Linked DNA regions of Homo sapiens: region 1 is linked to region 2. A link is a contact called in ENCODE Hi-C or POLR2A ChIA-PET data. All regions are on one chromosome and are shown on one strand. Each heading gives the region's core, a stretch centred on a gene start or an enhancer-like site at or near the end of the contact. The rest is flanking DNA. Distances are from core to core; before and after follow the strand shown.

Evidence for each region. Hi-C counts contacts between places; a loop is a spot of excess contacts on that map. ChIA-PET counts read pairs that join two places held with the same protein, here RNA polymerase II (POLR2A). Pooled maps may share reads with other maps.
Region 1: a loop to region 2 is called in a pooled map, with 2.9 times the contacts of the local background. The contact joins two enhancer-like sites. A Hi-C loop is called at or near these places in 4 of 50 pooled maps. POLR2A ChIA-PET finds 5 or more read pairs at or near these places in 8 of 52 experiments (A549, CD4-positive, alpha-beta memory T cell, OCI-LY7 and 5 more).

The regions. Positions count from the first base shown.
Region 1 is chr14:91,857,320-91,860,037 of GRCh38, forward strand. The region is part of intron 1 of TC2N (tandem C2 domains, nuclear); the gene reads right to left. Among named protein-coding and RNA genes, the nearest start is that of TC2N, 8.9 kb to the right of the region's middle. Within about 2 kb of position 1,469, at least 2 of the 41 ENCODE cell types and tissues checked have a DNase peak (open chromatin) inside an H3K27ac peak, as active enhancers do.
Region 2 is chr14:91,978,985-91,981,704 of GRCh38, forward strand. All of the region lies in intron 16 of TRIP11 (thyroid hormone receptor interactor 11), which reads right to left. Among named protein-coding and RNA genes, the nearest start is that of FBLN5, 33 kb to the left of the region's middle. Within about 2 kb of position 1,392, at least 2 of the 41 ENCODE cell types and tissues checked have a DNase peak (open chromatin) inside an H3K27ac peak, as active enhancers do.

The sequences.
Region 1 (2,718 bases), core at 219-2,718, 120 kb before region 2:
CTGATTTCAAATCTTTCTGAAATGCAACGAGAGGAAAGCACTGAGGGAATGCCGAAGTGGGGCCACTTTAGTCTCCCAAGTCCCAGGAACCGTTTATAAACCGAGTCGTGGCTTGGGTGAATGGCTTGGGTATTTGGAACATTTGACGTGAAGAAAGATGTAGGGGCACCTGCTGCTTTCTCAGACAATAGGGAAGAAAAACACCAAGCACCTCCACACACATCATCTTATTTCTCAAAACAACTGGAGCCGGTATTATTATCCCCATTTAACAGATGAGAAAAGTGAGGCTCAAAGAACCTCAGTAAATTAGTCCAGGTCACAAACTAGTAAGTGGCAGGGTTGAGACCCAAATTCAGGTCTATTCAACTCCAATCCCAGCATTCCTTCCACTATTGGCAACAGATTCGCACTATGATGTACAGTCGCCTGAACCACAACAAAATTCCTCTAAAGAACCAGAGTGGTACCCAGCCCACTTTTCCAAGTTTGGCATAAAGAACAGAGCCATGCATTGAATTGGGAGTAACAGCTGTTTGGCCAGGGACCACAGCAAAAAAGTGTTCATGCAGGGATATTTAACCAGCTCAGTGCCCAGAACAGAGTAGAAGCTTGAAGAATATTTGGGTTTTTGTTGTTGTTGTTCTTTGTTTGTTTGTTTTTTGAGATAGGGTATTACTCTGTTGCCCAGGCTGGAATGCATTGGTGCCATCATGGCTCATTGCAGCCTCAACTTCCTGGGCTTAAGTGATCCTCTCACTTCAACCTCTTGAGTAGCTGGGACCACAGGCATGCACCACTATGCTTGGCTGATTCTTTCTTTCTTCTTCTTCTTTTTTTTTTTTTTTTTTTTGGTAAAGATGGGGTTTCACTATATTTCCTAGGCTGGTCTCAAACCCCTGGCCTCAAGCAATTACCTGCCTCAGCCTCCCAAAGTGCTGAGATTACAGGCGTGAGCCATCACTCCCAGCCAAGAATATTTGTTGAGAAGTTGAGTAAATACAGGATTCAGGGTTGACATCGACATCTTCAGCAGGTTACAAAAGAAGGATCTGAGGCTCAGAGAGGCCAGATGACTTGCCCTAGGTCACACAGCAGAGAGAATTGGACAAAGAACCAAAGATGTCTAGACTTTCAGACAAGGATCTTCCTGTCACATCACCGTAACTCCTCTGGCCAGGAAAATTTTTCCTGTACCTTTAATTAAATGCAGTATACTTTGGGGTAAATGAATGCTAACCTCCAACTGAGAACATTTATTTTCCTAATGAGTTCATTAGCAAATGACTCTGCTGCTTCAGGATGCAGAGATAGCTTGGTTAATGCACGTTTCAGTTTTCATATTATGCTATGAGTCATTTTTGTTTATCTTAGAATTTCTTTCCTCATCTGTTGTGTGTGGTGGCCCTAGTCACCAGGGATAGGAGCTTTGTCACTCACTCAGGAAGTGATGGACTGACCCCCTGCGAGTGGATGAAGAAACTGCTCTCATAAGCGTGGTTATGCAGATCAAAGAGTGGGTCCTCTACACATGTTCCCAATTAACTGTGGCCATCCCATTCCATATCCCTTCTACTCGCCAGCATAGTTTCTGATCCTTTAATAGCCCAAACAACAAGAGGGAAGCCCAGCCCAGCCAAAACAAAAGCAGAAAACAGCCAAACGAAGATGAAAACATCCTAGTGATTAGTGAGAGAGCTCCAGATATCCCAGTATCTGGAGCCACCTCGGGATACTGGGATATTTGGAGCTTCTCACCGCAAGGGGTCACCTTATCTGCACCTGGTGTCACTTCCCACAAGGACCCCAGAGCTCGGTCTCTAGCACCAGACTCTGTGCTTTCATACACACTGCTGGCCATCTTCACAATACCTTCACCCAAATGTGGCCATCTTCAATTCAGCATGTTTTATTTGTCCAGCTGTGTAATTAATATCTATGCATTTAACTGTATGTAAATCTTACCTTAACAAAACATAAAAATTAAAAAAAAAGAAGTAAGTTTAAAATGACATTCACCTTTCCCCTCTACCAAAACTCCTCCTCCTGAGGTCTTTAGCTCACCTCAGGGTGTGCCTTGGCTCCCTAAGCCTCCGTACCCGATCAATCACCAAGACCTATTGATTCCACCCATTCCACTTCTCCTGAAGCTTTCCCCTTCTCTGCATTTTCCCATCATCACATTCTACTCAACCTATTGACACTGACCACCTACTATGGGCCAGGCACTGTGCTAGGCTGTAAGTCTACATTATGAACAACACACAAATAGTATCATGCAGGAGTTTGCATTTAGAACCCCAGGTGGAAACTACACCACAGGGGCACTGGTAATACAGCAGAAGTGACTCCCTCTACACAGGGGTGGGGGCTTGGTGGGCTGCACAGACCACAGAGGTCAGGGATGGCTCTGGAAAGTTCCTAGAGAGGCTGATCTCTGTGGAAAGATGAATAGGCATTTGCCAAATGGGCAAAGAGAAGAACTGCATTCCAGCCAATGAGAAGAGCTCAGACAGGAGCAGCTGGAGGGAGTACATAAGCCATTCTGGTTTGTTGGGGATGTGTTTGTTTCTCCAAGAATTTGGTCTAAAGGAGGGGAAAGTGGTAGGAGCTGGAACTGGAGCAGCAGGCAGGAACCAGATCACGGAAGGTTTTGTCAATCCTATTCAGGAGTTTGAATCTTAACCTGTGGGCAGAGGGAATGTCAGTAGGGTTCTA
Region 2 (2,720 bases), core at 142-2,641:
AGTGGCTCACGCTTGTAATCCCAGTGCTTTGCGAGGCCGAGGTAAGCATATTGCTTGAGCTCAGGAGTTTGAGACCAGCCTGGGCAACATAGCAGAACCCTGTCTCTACAAGAAATACAAAAATTAGTCGGGTGTGGCGGCATGAACCTGTAATTCCAGCTACTTAGGAGGCTGAGGCGGGAGGATCGCCTGAGCCCAGGAGGCAGATATTGCAGTGACCTCAGATTGTGCCACTGCACTCCGGCCTGGACAACAGAGCGAGACCCTGTCTCCAAAAAAAAAAAAAAAAGAGAGAGAGAGAGAGAAAGTGAAATGACAGACATCTTCAGAGTAAAATTCACAAAGCAGAGCTGAGCCTGATAAAAATTTTAGTAAAATAAAGTAGAAAATTTTAACTTTGCTCTATGAAAAACTGATCAAGAAATCAAACTGCGTAGAAGTCCAAATCAAAAATACTTTCTTGATGAAAACTTACTAAGATTGGTATGGTTTTTATTAAAGTCTCTGTATTCAGAAAGGTAGAGTCAAAACATCCTTAAGGCGAAAATGACAGGGTTAAAATTTCCTAAACTCACTATCAGAACATACAGTTTGTCCCTGAGCTAATGTGATGTGGAATGCAAAGGGCTGTTGCAAACTCAAGCAGTAGTTAGAATGTACTCTGATATTTGAGTCTAGGGGGAAAAACTCAGAATTTAAGGGACGGTGCTAGAAGGATGGTATTAACTATGAGGGGTTTGGAAAGGAAAAGAAAGTCAAACACCTACTACAAAGGTCCCTACAGATGCCTCTTTTTCTTCAAGCACCCTTATTTTCCTCCCATCAGAGATTCTGAATATTTCTCTACAAAAACTGAACCCTAATTCAAACCACAATTTGAAATCAGAACTGTATTTATATGGGCAGGGAAAATATGGTTATTCAGAAATGAGTTTTAAGCCAAATAAAATATTTCTGTGAAATAATCTCACATGCCAAAATAATTTTTTGGAAGTTAAAAAAAAAAAAAGGTGGAGGGGGGAACTTTAAAAGTTCAGCAATAAAGCAACTGAGATTTAGTCTAGTTTGGAGAAAGAGTTACTCTACATCTGTGACATAGTAAAACTTGCCATATCAGAGTCTCTTCTCTGGAACACCTAGACATGGTGCCATGGTCTTCAACATTTGGTTTAAAATAAAAATTGAACATAAAATGTAATTGATTGCAACAAATTGGCACATCATAATTTTACATTTCATTTGTAATTAATGACAGTACACTACAATGCTGCCTTCAGAGAACATCTTAAAATGAATCATACTACATCTTAAAATGAATCATACTGCTTACAAAGTCATTTGGATATTTCATGAGTAAGCTCCTGTAGGCAAGATCCAAGTCAGATTTACTGAACAGTCACCTGACTGAGAAAAAAAAGGAACACAGAACTTGAGAGTCAGAAGTGGATATGAATCATGGTCCTATCACCAGGGCCAGACTTTGTTGCCTATTTTGTAAAATGAACATGCTTATCTCAAAGAATTTGATAGAATCAACTGAATGATCAAATGTGACTTTTCTAAATAGTAAAGTGCTACATAAAGCATTAGTACTTATCATCCAATTTCTTAAAATAACTAAAAAGTTCATATTTCAATCTAGCCTGAATCAGTATCACATATATTACTCTGTTTAATGTTAATATTTTGTGAGGTTTTCCCCCCTCCATTTTGCATGTTTGTCATCTTTGAGGCCAAGGAGTCAACAGAAGGAAGAAAAAAATGTTAGAAAGATGATTTCACATACATATATATATGTCAATAAATAAATTGCATCTGGTGTCTTATCTGCATCTGGATACCTTAAAACTAAATTTAAATCTGATACAATATTAAACCTAATAAGGAAATTTAACCTCTTCATTTAATTAAATATAATCAAAGCAAAAGCTAGAAATTAGATCTTTTTTATTACAGAATTTCAAGTTATACAAGATCACTTTTAACATCAAATTTTATATGTATATTATATATATATATATATATATATTTTTTTTTTTTTTTTTTTTTTTTGAGACAGAGTCTTACTCTGTCACCCAGACTGGAGTACAGTGGCGCCCCAGCTCACTGCAACCTCCACCTCCCAGGTTCAAGCAATTCTCCTGCCTCGGTCTCGCGAGTAGCTGGGATAACAAGCGCCTGCCACCACGCCTGGCTAATTTTTGTATTTTTAGTAGAGACGGGGTTTCTCCATGTTGGCCAGGCTGGTCTTGAACTCCTGACCTCAAGTGATCCACCCACCTCAGCCTCCCAAAGTGCTGGGATTACGAGTGTGAACCACCGCACCCGGCCCAAATAATATATTTTTAAAAGATATTATACTATTTGCAATTTGAGGTTAAGCTTTACAAGCATCTGTTTTGTCTTTTTTGTTGTTGTTTTTTTAGACAGAGTCTCGCTCTGTCACCCAGGCTGTAGTGCAGTGGCACACCCTCTGCTCACTGCAACCTCTGCCTCCCAAGGTTCAAGCGTTTCTTGCACCTCAGCCTGCTGAGTAGCTGGGATCACAGGCATGTGCCACCACACCTGGCCAATTTTTTTGTATTTTTAGTAGAGACAGGCTTTCACCATGTTGGCCAAGCTGGTCTCCAACTCCTGACCTCAAGTGATCCATCTGCCTCAGCCTCCCAAAGTGCTGGGATTACAGGCATGGGCCACCGTGCCCAGCCCTGCTTTGTCTT